Linked DNA regions of Homo sapiens: region 1 is linked to region 2. Evidence: read pairs that join two places in POLR2A ChIA-PET (ENCODE). Cell type or tissue: MCF 10A. All regions are shown on one strand. Each heading gives the region's core, and the rest is flanking DNA. Links, peaks and the distances in the headings are about the cores only.

Region 1 (4,000 bases), core at 1-4,000, 330 kb before region 2:
GCTGAGATCTGATTAGAAGCTGGCCAAGCAGGCTGGGTGCAGTGGCTCATGCCTGTAATCCCAGCACTTTGGGAAGCTGAGGGAGGCGGATCACTTGAGGTCAGGAGTTCGAGAGCAGCCTGACCAACATAGTGAAACCCTGTCTCTACTAAAAATACAAAAAACATTAGTTGGGCATGGTGGCAGGCACCTGTAATCTCAGCTACTTGGGAGGCTGAGGCAGGAGAATCGCTTGATCCTAAGAGGCAGAGGCTGCAGTGATCTGAGATCACGCCACTGCACTCCAGCCTTTGGAGACTCTGTCTCCAAAAAAAAAAAAAAAAAAAAAAAAAAGTATATATATATAAACATATATCAAAGAAGTTAAGCAAAGTGAGGAAAAATGCACTCCGAGCAGGAGGGCCAGCATGTGCAAAGGCCCTGCGGTGGAAAGGAATTTGGCCTGTTTGAGGAGCTGAGTGAAGGCTCATTTGGCTGGGTCACAGGGATAAGAAGGATGAGATTCAAGGGCTTGGCAGGGGTCGACAGCAGCCTTGAGGTGGTGGTGAGAACTGGTTGTTATCCCGGGGACTGTGGAAAACCAGGAAGGGTTTTAAGTGATGGGGTCTTGGCAGTGGATGTGGAACATCCTGGTGGGAGGTGGTTTCAGTCATTCAGCCAAAGCCAAGCATGGTGGCTCACACCTGCAGTCCTAGCAACTTGGGAGGCTGACGCAGGAGGATTGCTTGTGGCCAGGAGTTTGAGACCAGCCTGGGGAACATAGTTGAGACCCCCATCTCCAAAAAGAAGAATGTTTTTAAAGATCATTCATTTGAGAGGTGATGGTGGCTTGAATCTTAGCAGCATTAGTGACATGGAGAGAGGTAGACCAACCCAAGAAGTGTTTAGGGAGTGGGGAAAGCGGCAGGGGTGGGGCTCGTCTGGAAGAACCTGAGTGCCTCGCAAGGGGCAGCATTGGGGCAGCTCGTAGGTAAAACAGTTCTCCTTTCTCATAGTCTTTGCTTCCTCCCCGCAGCTTCTCGCTGAATTCCGAGGGGGCTGAGAGGATGGCCACCACCGGGACCCCAACGGCCGACCGAGGCGACGCAGCCGCCACAGATGACCCGGCCGCCCGCTTCCAGGTGCAGAAGCACTCGTGGGACGGGCTCCGGAGCATCATCCACGGCAGCCGCAAGTACTCGGGCCTCATTGTCAACAAGGCGCCCCACGACTTCCAGTTTGTGCAGAAGACGGATGAGTCTGGGCCCCACTCCCACCGCCTCTACTACCTGGGTAAGCCGGGCCCTGCAGGCTGCTTGGGCGGGGACAGCATCTGGGACCACAGTTCCCTGGTCCTCTCTGTTCCCAGAGGTCCACAGGAGTTGGAAGATCTGCTCGGATGGCTGGGCCCTGGGCATGCTGTCCTTCGAGGCTCAGCCACAGACAGCTCTGACTACAGGGAAGGGCTGCCGCGGGGTGGGTGGGGCGGCCCCCGGAGGGTCAGCCGTGCAGGGAGCCATGCACAGGGCAGCCCCGCTCCTCCATGTGGCCAGGATGCCGTGGCTCAAGCCGGCCCTGTGGCTCCAAGCCCGGAGATTGTTTCCAGTGCTAGTCAGCCGGGTCCACCCCCTGAGTCACTTCCCAGCCACCTGGTCCGGGCTGGGTGGGGCTCGTGACAAACAGGACTGGACTGAACCATTCCCAGAGGGAGTCGGGAGTAACTCCAGGAGGAGCTCGCCGTGGAGGTGCGTCAAGAAGGATCCCGAGGTTCCGGGAAAGCCGCCCGGATGGCAGAACCTGGTTTGCCGCCGGTGACAGCACAGGGGCGGCTTGCCACGCGCTTGCAGCCCCTGCTGCAGGCTCTGGATCCACACTTCCTCCTCTGGGCGTGTGCCTGCACGCAGCTCCTCCTGCAGCGTCTGCAGTGCCTCACGGGACTGGGCTCCTCTGCACCACGAGTGCCTTCAGGGCACGGGTTAGGCTGCATGTCCTCCAGCAGCTTCTGCAGCCACTGTGGGCCTGGCTCCCGTGAGGTGGGCAGCGGATATTCGGATGGTGCCCACTGCACCCAGAGGCCTTAAGAGCTGGGAGGAAGGACACCTTGGAGAGATCAGCCAGGCCTGTGTCTTTGAAAGCAGCGTGACACATGGCTGGGGACCAAAGGCAGCGTCTCTCCCGCTTGGCACCATGGACATTGGGGCCAGATCGTTCTCTGGGGTGGGGCCGTCCGGCCACTGCAGGGTCCTGAGCAGCGTTCCTGGCCTCCACCCACTCCATGCCAGGAGCAGCCACATCCCAGTGGTGACAACCACAGATGTCCTCAGACATCGCCAAGTGTTCCTTGGGGGTGGGGTGGCGCTGGGATCCTTGTCCAGACCGCTGCACTCATCCATGGGACTCATGGTGGTGTCCTCAGCCCCTGAGCCCAGGCCCGCGTGTGCTGCAGCCCCCAGCCAGCATTGGAACCAGTGAACGGCCGTCATCCTCTGCCTGAGGCTGACCACATGCTAACAACAGTGACCGAGGTGGACACCAGGTGGCTGTCTTCTTCCGCCATCAGCGCAGTCCCTCTCCACAGACAGACTTGTGTGGGAATCAGATGGTGGTCTGGCAAACAAAGAATTTAAAAGGAAGAATCATCCAGAACAGGGGTCGGCAGGTGACAGCCGTCTTCAGAAGTCAGGTTTTCCTGGTCCCTGTTACTTTCCTGACATCTTTGGCTGTTCTCAAGCTACAGCAGGAGAGTCACCGCAACAGAGGTCATATGGCCCACGTAGCTGAAAACATTTACTGTCTTCCTTTTATTTTTCATTTTTTTTTTTAGAGATGAGGTCTCACTCCATTGCCCAGGCTGGAGTGCAGTGGTGTAATCACAGCTCACTGCAGCCTGGAAATCCCTGGCTCAGGTGATCATCCCAACCTCAGCCCTCCAGGTAGCTGGGACTATAGGCACGTGCCACCATGCCCAGACAATTTTTTGTATTTTTTGTAGAGATGAGGTTTTGCCGTGTTGCCCAAGCTGGTCTTGAGCCCCTAGGCTCAAGCAGTCCTCCTGCCTCAGCCTCCCAAAATGCTAGGGTTTCAGGCATCAGCCACTGCACCTGGGCTGTCTGGGCCTTTAAGAATGCTGGCCAACTCTAGTCTGGGAGAAATTGGACTGAAATGGCTTGAGTTTCAGTTACCTGAGAGAGCTTGGCTGTTACGACTACAAGTGTACAGACCACGGCTGCCATGGGCCGTTGCCTCTTTTTTATCCTGTGGCGCCCACAGTCTTGGGCCACTTGCTCCCGTTGGGGTTGCTGTCCTGGTCAGGGCGTTTGGAGGAGTTTTCTGTGGCTGCCATTGTGAAAATTATTCACACTTCTGGAGGGCAGAAATCCAAGATCAAGGTTTCCTCAGGGCCACGCTCCCTCTGGAGGCTCCAGAGGAGAACCAGTCCTGGCCTCTTGCAGCTTCTGGTGGCGGCCAGCATCCCTTGGCTTGTGGCCACAACGTTGGAACTTCTGGCCTGATGGTCACACAGCTTCCTCCTCCTCCTCTTCTTCTCTTCTGTCTGAAATTCCCCTCTGCCTCCTTTTTTTTTTTTTTTTTTTTTTTTTTTGAGATGGAGTCTCGCTCTGTCACCCAGGCTGGAGTGCAATGGCGCAATCTTGGCTCACTGCAACTTCCGCCTCCTGGGTTCAAGCGATTCTCCTACCTCAGCCTCCCGAGTAGCTGGGATTACAGGTGCCTGCCACCATACCCAGCTAATTTTTGTATTTTTAGTAGAAGCAGGGTTTCTCCATGTTGGCCAGGCTGGTCTCAAACTCCTGACCTCAGGTGATCCGCCTGCCTCAGCCTCCCAGAGTGCTGAGATTACAGGCGTAAGCCACCGTGCCTGGCCTGCCTCCCTCTGATAAGGACTCATGATGCCATCTGGGTCACTTGGGTAATCCAGGATCATCTCCTCAGCTCAAGAGCCTTCACTTAATCCCAGCCGCACAGGCCTGTCTCTCTGTGTAACGTAGCCTCCACACCCGAG
Region 2 (8,256 bases), core at 654-4,653:
GGTTTGTGGCGATTTGTTGTGGTCATCGAGACCATCCTGGCTAACATGGTGAAACCCCGTCTCTACTAAAAAATACAAAAAATTAGCGGGGCGTGGCGGCGGGTGCCTGTAGTCCCAGCTACTCGGGAGGCTGAGGCAGGAGAATGTTGTGAACCCGGGAGGTGGAGCTTGCAGTGAGCCAAGATCGCGCCACTGCACTCCAGCTAGGCAACAGAGCGAGACTCTGTCTCAAAAAAAAAAAAAAAAAAAAAAGGCGTGTGGGGGGTGACAGAGAGGCGGGGGAAATGAAGAGAGGCAGAGGGGGTGGAGAGGGACAGGGGAGACAGAGGCAGGGGAGACGGAGGCAGGGTAGACAGAGAGAGGCAGGGGGAACAGAGAGAGGCAGGGGGACAGAGACGGGAGACAGAGAAGCAGGGGGACAGAGAGGCGGGGGAGACAGAGGCAGGAGAACGGAGAGAGGCAGAGGGGACAGAGAGATGGGAGACAGAGGTAGGGGGACAGAGAGGCAGAGGGGACAGAGAGAGGGGAGACAGAGGTAGGGGGACAGAGAGAGGCAGAGGGGACAGATGGGAGACAGGCAGAGGGGACAGAGAGAGGCAGAGGGGACAGAGAGACGGGAGACATAGGGGGACAGAGAGAGGCAGAGGGGACAGAGGGAGACGGGAGACAGAGGTAGGGGGACAGAGAGAGGCAGAGGGGACAGAGAGAGATGGGAGACAGAGGCAGAGGGGACAGAGAGAGATGGGAGAGAGAGGCAGGGGGACAGAGAGAGTCAGGGGAGACAGAGGCAGGGGAACAGAGAGGCAGGGGGATAGAGAGAGGCAGGGGGACAGAGGCAAAGGGGACAGAGAGAGGGGACAGAGAGAGGCAGGGGGACAGAGAGGCTGGGGGAACAGAGAGAGGGAGAGGAGGCCGGTGGGGAAACAGAGTTGTTTTTTCCTCTGTTAGCTCTCATCCCTGAAATCAACAAGGAAATAGGACCGGTTCACTTTGCCATGTTGGCTTGAGGTGCCCTGCTAAGAGCTGGGGTTCCATCCAGCCTTCCTTGGCTGTGACACTCTGTGGAACTAATCTTCAACTTCGCAGAAGTTGTTCCCTGGCCTCTGGAATCCCACCTTGGTGACTTAAAAGCTAGTGGACTGATAGAAAATTCAGTCCCCGTTACTTAACTTGGATTTTGAAAACCGTCCCCTCATTCAGGTTTACACAGAACATGCTATTGCCCGTCTAAGCCTGAGGGGACCACACACCCCAGAAACACCAGAGCAGATCATGTTCAAAACCGCCGACTGTCCTGAAGACAGTTGACAATTCATGAGTTTGACGCACGTTTTTTCCAGTCCAAGAGCTGGAGCCAGATACCCACCCGTGACGCCCTCCCACATCTTCCAAACGGGCACTTCCAAACCTTGTCCTGGGCATGTTTCCAAGCCAGCCTCACTGCTGCAGGCTCATGTCATGCCCTCTCTCCTGCGTGCTCCCAGATCCCACCCATCCTTAAAAGCCCACGGCCACGGCCACCTCCTTCCTGCCTCACCCTGGCTCCCTCCCCGCAAGGAGGAAGCGGCCCCTCCCCGCTGGCGTCCTGTCTGTCATAGGGCCTTAGGTTCTTGTGTGTGTGCGAGCCTGGGTTACGTGTCTTTCCTTTTCCACTGTACCTGGCACAGGTAAATACTCATTCAGCCTGACTTGGACCTCAGTGATGGCTCCAGACCGTGGCTTTGAAGAATGGGCAGAATTTGGATGTAGGAAGAAGCAAGGAAAGGAGGGAGAGTTTCCGGTGCAGGGAGAGAGCCCTGCCCTGGGCATCCCTTAGGCAGGTGTTGGAGGGAGGCCCCCAGCACTGGGGCCCCAGCAGCATGGGTCTGCCCTGCCGTGTCCTTCCCCTCCAACCTGAGCCCATGCAGCATCCGTGGGGCCAGTCCTTCCAGGGAAGTGGAAGCCACCCTGGGAGGAGCCTGGCTACCAGACCATGATGGCAGGGTGGGAGAGATTTGAATATTCTTACTGCTCGTAGCTCAGGAAGTGGCAGCACCAGTCCCTTGTCCTTTGGGGCGATGACAACAGAGAAGCAAGCCTTGGGGGGCAGGGCTGCTTTCCCCCCAAAATACAAGTAAGCACAAGGCAGAGCGGCGTGCTTTGTGTTGACGTCGCAGCAGCAGCCATCCTGGCAGTGAGGGGTCACAGTCACGGCCACAGGCTCGCCCATGCACAGAGGCACGTTCTCGAAGGCAGGAAGAGCGTGGGTGTGCAGAGGTGCAGGGAGGGCGGGACATCCCCAGGGAAGGAGTTGCGTTCAGGATGGGCAGCTGTGCCAAGTTCCCAGCTGGTAGGAAGACAGGAATGCAGGTTGATTGGGAAACAGGAGAGAGGGCGCAGCGGCTGTGGCAGCTGCCTGGGGTGTGAGACAGCAGCAGGTGTGTGTCAGGGATGTGGGGAATTTTCTACCAACCTTCTTTTTAAGTTGAGTCATTTTCTCTCTTGGTCCTTTGCTGCTTTATTTTTTTTTTTTTTTTGAGACAGCATCTTGCGCTGTCACCCAGGCAGGAGTGCAGTGGTGTGATCTTGGCTCACAGCAACCCCCACCTGCTGGGTTCAAGAAATTCTCCTGCCTCAGCCTCCCAAGTAGCTGGGATTACAGGCATGAGCCACCATGCCTGGGGTTTCACCATGTTGGCCAGGCTGGTCTTGAACTCCCAATCTCAGGTGATCTGCTTCCTTGACCTCCTAAAGTGCTGGGATTACAGGCATGAGCCACCAAGCCTGGCAGTCCTTTGCTTCTTTCCTCCCGCCCTCGTCCGCCAGTAGAACCTCAGAATTTGTGTCACGGCCATTGACAAATATGTCCCGTGCTGTGAGCATTTTGGAACCGGGACTTGACTCTGTGGCTGATCTGGAGGCGCTCTGGGCGCAACATGAGATTTCGTGCACGATCAGCCAGCTGTAGCCAGTTTTTCCTGGTGTGCGTGGTCCTGTGAGTGCCTCACCAGGGTCCCTTGGAGATGGGTGTGACTCAGGTAAGGTGTGTTCCTTTTCTTCTTCTTCTTAAGGGCCTGCATGAAGCCTCTTGCTCCAGAAAAACTGGGCTCAGAGGCAGTGTCGTGGGGCGGAGGTGAAACCCCTGGCCGGCCCCACACCCATCATTCCTCGGGACTCAGTTGCTCAGTGCACAGTAGCCTAGGATCGTAGGGTGGTGTATGGTTTCTGTTTTTTTTATTTTTATTTTTTGAGAGAGTTTTACTCTTGTTGCCCAGGCTGGAGTACAATGGCGCGATCTCAGCTCACCACAACCTCCGCCTCCCGGGTTCAAGCGATTCTGCTGCCTCAGCCTCCCAAGTAGCTGGGATTACAGGCATGCACCACCATGCCCAGCTAATTTTTGTATTTTTAGTAGAGATGGGGTTTCTCCCTGTTGGTCAGGCTGGTCTCAAACTCCTGACCTCAGGTGATCTGCCCGTCTCGGTTTCCCAAAGTGCTGGGATTACAGGTGTGAGCCACCGCACCTGGCCTGGTGGTGTGTAGTTTCTAAAGCACATCCACGCCTGAGATGGTTGAGAAAACCGAGGCTCAGAGGGGTTTGTGTTCCTGCTCAGAGTCACAGCCCCGAACGGCAGAGCTGGAACCACATCCAGTCCCGGTGTCGCCCATCCAGGCACCCTAATCCCACGTCAGCCTGCTTGCCTCGTGGCGTTACGGCACACCTTTGCTCTGATGTGTTACTGGCACACCTGAGCTCCCGAGGGCAGGGCTGCTTCTTATTTATTTGTTATCTCAACAACTAGTATTTATTATCTCACCATATACTCAGTGACTGACGCCACCTGGGTGCCAGGCCCTGTGCTGCCTCTGCCACCCCTGTCCCTGTGCCTGGCCCTGCTGGCAGGAAGCTTGTGTTTGAGGACAGAGAACTTGGGGTGGGTTGGCGACGAGAGCCTGTCCCGAGTGGTGTCCCTCCAAGGACGATGAGCCACAGCGGGGCAGAAGGGGCCCTGGGAAGCAGGCTGCACCCGCCAGAATCTCCCAGGCCCGGGACCCAAACGCGAGTCTTCAGACAGGAGAGGCTGCAGTCTTCTCGCTGCAGGGGAGATGGTGGGGGGACTCGGGCCATTTGCCTGCTTCCTCTGTGCTGAGGCCGTGGTCAGCAATTCTGAGATTCCCAGCCCGGGTTTCCACCACCGACATCACTGTGTAAGGAGCAGGCAGTGCCTCTGAGCGGCCAGGGGCACCCATGCGCCAGAGCCAGTGCACGTGACCTGGCGAGGGGGCAGGAGTGGCCACTGCAAGGTGACAGCTGCTGGCACCTAATGCTCGCAGAGGGCCCCAGTGCACAGGCGCGGCTGGCTGTGCAGAGCTGCTGACCGCCTCTCACCACCCCCTGCCCTGCCCCGTGCCACCCGGGATGACTTCTGGCCTGGGTGCTTTTGGTAGCCACACCTCAGAAAACCTGTCTTCGTGACTGTGGGCCACCATGGGCATGAGTCACCTGTCACCAGAGCCTGGTGTCCCTGTGTAAGTGTGCCAGATAGGCAGAGGAGACAGGTGAAGGCACATTCCTCAGTGCCCGCTCACAGCTCTGCCCACCACGCATTCTGTAGAGAACCTCAGTGCCCTCCTCCCTGCTGGCAGCCAGGCAGGGATTTAGGCGGTTTCTGTTTGGCCTCCAGTGCTTGCCTCTCCCGTGTCCTATCCGCCCAGACCTCAGACCTGTCACTGTTCCCGGGCATCCTCCTGGATAAGAAACTGCCCAAATGTGGTAGCTGGGTCCCCAGGATGTGAGTCAGGCTAGGCCTGCCTAGCTCACGTTTTGTTCTTTGCAAATTTTCCCAACCTTGCAGCTCTCTGGGGAGGGAGCCAGCTCCAGGCTGGGAATGGGCCTGGCGGCCTCCATCAGTGTCAGCCCAGGTGAACCGTCCACGAGCCACAAAAGGGAAGGTGATGGGAGGAGTATCATCTGGCTGCCTTCCGGGTCACTGCGGGGAGTTGCTGCCCCCGGAGCTTAGCTGCTGTCAAGGGGTGGGATGTGGCGAGGACCCCCAAGAGGTTGCCCGGGGTCCTTTATTCTAGGGCGCTAAGCATTGGAGAGTGCTTCCTGTGTCTGAGACGGGACAGCAGGGGACCCGAAAACAAGCAAGCAAGAGGAATGCGAGGCCCCGTGAGGATAGCAGGAGGGTGGGGCAGCCTTGCAGCCATGGGGACATTTGGATGGACAGAGCCCTGGTGGCTAAGACCCAGCATGGGAAGATCCAGGGAGGCTCAGTGAGGGAGAAGGAACAGCGAGAGCAAAAGCTCTGAGGGGAGATGGGGGGGCCGCCCAGGCAGATGGGGGTGTAAGATGAAGTGTGAAGGGGCAGGCGCACGAGAGAGGAGGCATCAGTGGTGTGTTGGGAGAAGGTGAGGAGACCAGTGATGGGGATCAATCAGGAGAGCTTCCTGTGGGAGGAGGCTTCTCTGAGGTCTGAGGTCTGGGCGGATAGGACACGGGAGAGGCAAGCACTGGAGGCCAAACAGAAACCACCTAAATCCCTGCCTGGCTGCCGGCAGGGAGGAGGGCGCTGAGGTTCTCTACAGAATGCACGGTGGGCAGAGCTGTGAGCGGGCGCTGAGGAATGTGCCTTCACCTGTCTCCTCTGCCCACCTGGCACAGCTGCACAGGGACACCAGGCTCTGGTGACAGGTGACTCATGCCCATGGTGGCCCACAGTCACAAAGAAATGGAAGTCCTTCAGAAATGGAAGGGATCTTAGAGATGGTGAAGATGGTTTCTGTGTCTCAGGAAGGGCTCTGGGCTTTCGGGCAAGTCTCCTCAGCTCTCAGGGAGTGAGGGAACTCACGGCCCCTCGTTGAGATCTGTGCACCTGCAGCCTCTCACCGCTGTCACCATGCCCCGCAGTTCTCTCTCCAAGACCATTTCCAGTCTCTTCCTGCAGGGCTATGCATTGCCTCAGCTCCTTTTGAGGAGCTGTTGAGAAAAGATCGTTTTTTAAGAAAGCCTTATCGTTCCTGTGCATGTGGGTGATGTCATCACACTCTGCCCCCTGGACGCAGATCCTCCATGCTGCCCCCAGTGGGAACACCAGCCTGTGCTCAGTGCTGCAGAGCTGGTGTTTCCCTGCCAGGCGGAGCCTCAGGGGATTTATCGCCTCATTTGTTTGTGGGTTGGCTTTTTCCTTTTATAAGTTTTCATCGGAAACTGATTTTACCAGTTGTATGTCACACAGCCCTCCTGCCTGGTCCCCAAGATGAGAAATTACAATGCATGATGCATGAGGCTGATTTTCATGTAGATGTGTTCGCTCGGGCTGGAGCTCTGGGTGTGGTTTGTTCCTGGGAGAGGAGCCCCAGGCACTCACTGGCATCTCCATGTTTGGATGAAACCCTGTGCAAGGGCAAGGGTGGGAGCGTGTGTCCCACATAGCTGAGCCCCCTGGTTGGCAGGCCTGTCCTCCCGTCTCCTGGGAAGGTAGCATGAGCTTCCCACCTGCTCCCAGATTCCTCGCCCAGCCCTGGGGCGTTGCCCCTCCCCTTCCACCTGCCCTGACTGCATTCCAGGCAGAGCCAGGGTTGGTGGGGCCTGCAGTGGGGATCCCTTGACCTTCCTAGCCACTCCTGCTGTCTGGCCTTGGGCCAGGCATGTCTCTCCTAGGCCCTTAGCTGTCCTGTTTATCAAGTGGAGACATCTGCCCAGAGGCGGCAGCTGGGCCAGGTGGGGGCTGGAGGGCCCGGCTGGCTCTGTCCACTCCTCTCGGGGTTGTCCTGGAGCTCTGTGGGGTCAGCCTCGCACCACAGACAGTAGGTCCCAGCTTTCCACAGCAGAGGGCACCCCTTCTCCCCCACGCATGGAGGGGCAGGTGGGTCTCGTAGGTGCCCGAGGGGAGCAGGTCGGGCTCAGTGCTCTGCTGCCTCCTGGGCAGACTGGTAGTGGTGATGGGAGCCCCAGGGCTGCCGGTCATTAGAGCCGAGCCCAGGTCACCGCCCTGCCACCATGTGCTGGGACAGCGTGTGGCCCATGGCTTCTGCCAGACGGGCGGTGAGGGAGCCCCCACCATTGGGCAGCACTGGCCAGCCTAGGCCCCATACGGCCACCAGGCGCAGCCCGCAGCCTCCCCCACACCCATGTGGAGCTGGGCCAGGCAGGGTGCGTCCTCGGCATGCGTTTCCAAGGACTGCTGAGTCACCTCAGGGGTGACTCAGGGGCCCAGGGGCCAGGCCAGAGCCAAGGGGGACAGCAGGGGAGAGGCCGGGCTGCAAGGCCACAGCACGGGAAGGGCAGCATGCGGACCAGAGGCCAAGCCTCTCAATGCAGACGAGGGCCAGGAGGCCAGGGAGGAGGCTGTCCCGGGAGAAACGCCGATTGCCCCATCTAGGGCGGACGGGCCAGGTTCGGGCTGGTGGAGGCCTTCCGGGATGCAGGCCCTGCACAGGGTTCCTTAGGGTTTAAAGTCAGCAGCCAGAGCTGGAGGCCTCATCAGAAAGGCAGTGTGGGCTGGACTCCCGCTGGTGACTTTGCTGTCAGCACAGGAGAGGTCCTTCTGGCCCTGGGGCTGCCCTCACGGAGCCTCCGGCCACCAGACCATCATAGACCAGGCCTGAATGTCCCCTTTCTCTCTCGGGGATGGTCACAGAGCTGGCCCCTGGCCCCTGGCTGCCACTCTGTTGTGGCCACCGCTGAGCAATTTCCTGTCGTGGCTGTCACCACTTCGTCTGCGTGACTTCTTTCCAGTGGCTGATTCCCTCTCTGCTTCCAGTTCCCCTGATGTGTTGGCCTCAGACTCTTGGATGGGGCCTCCAGGGCCCATCTGGAGGATTTCTCTTGCCTAAGTTTTTTTCTCCCCCTCATTTTCATGTGCTGTGACTTCAAATGACATCGGCTCGCTGCCGCGCACACAACAAAGCATTTATCGCTCTCTGCCAATCTGAGAGTCCTTTCTCCAGCTCCAAGAGCCAGGAGTCAGGCAGGGCAGGGCCCGACAGCCTGAGAGACGGCATGAATGGCCAGCACCACAGTTGGCAGAAACGCACCCCCAAGGCGATTTAGACTGCGGTGGCCGGGCCGCACCATGGCCCCCAATGTCTGGCTGTCTTTCCCTACCATGGCACCCAGCCACACCTCTGGCCAGGAAGTCTGTGGCAGGCCTGTCCCCACAGCCTGGGGGCCGTGGGGAAGCCGGGCTCTCAGGGGGCCCTCTGTGGCCTGGTCTGAGGCAGAGCCCATTCTGGTTCCAGTCCAGAGCCGGTATCTCGGTTGCCAGCCCAGGC

What was found. Peaks named below come from ENCODE experiments on the same cell type or tissue, not always from the same donor. Only the 100,000 strongest peaks of a DNase experiment are listed, where the experiment ranks them.
Region 1: POLR2A ChIA-PET joins it to region 2 with 5 read pairs; 2 of 35 experiments call an interaction of 5 or more read pairs at or near these places.

Annotation. Positions count from the first base shown.
Region 1 is chr19:4,711,353-4,715,352 of GRCh38, reverse strand. DPP9 (dipeptidyl peptidase 9) reads left to right here. Exons shown (of 22, transcript NM_139159.5): 4 at 1,016-1,272. Among named protein-coding and RNA genes, the nearest start is that of DPP9, 10 kb to the left of the region's middle. RefSeq lists enhancers at 609-1,108, 1,109-1,610, 1,081-2,280. In MCF 10A, for the core only: no CTCF peak of the experiment used is centred there; a DNase peak (open chromatin) is centred at 1,632.
Region 2 is chr19:4,373,686-4,381,941 of GRCh38, reverse strand. All of the region lies in intron 1 of SH3GL1 (SH3 domain containing GRB2 like 1, endophilin A2), which reads left to right. Among named protein-coding and RNA genes, the nearest start is that of SH3GL1, 23 kb to the left of the region's middle. RefSeq lists enhancers at 1,915-2,014, 2,065-2,114, 2,575-2,654, 3,640-4,372, 5,885-6,074 and 8 more and a silencer at 6,376-6,670. In MCF 10A, for the core only: no CTCF peak of the experiment used is centred there; a DNase peak (open chromatin) is centred at 2,331.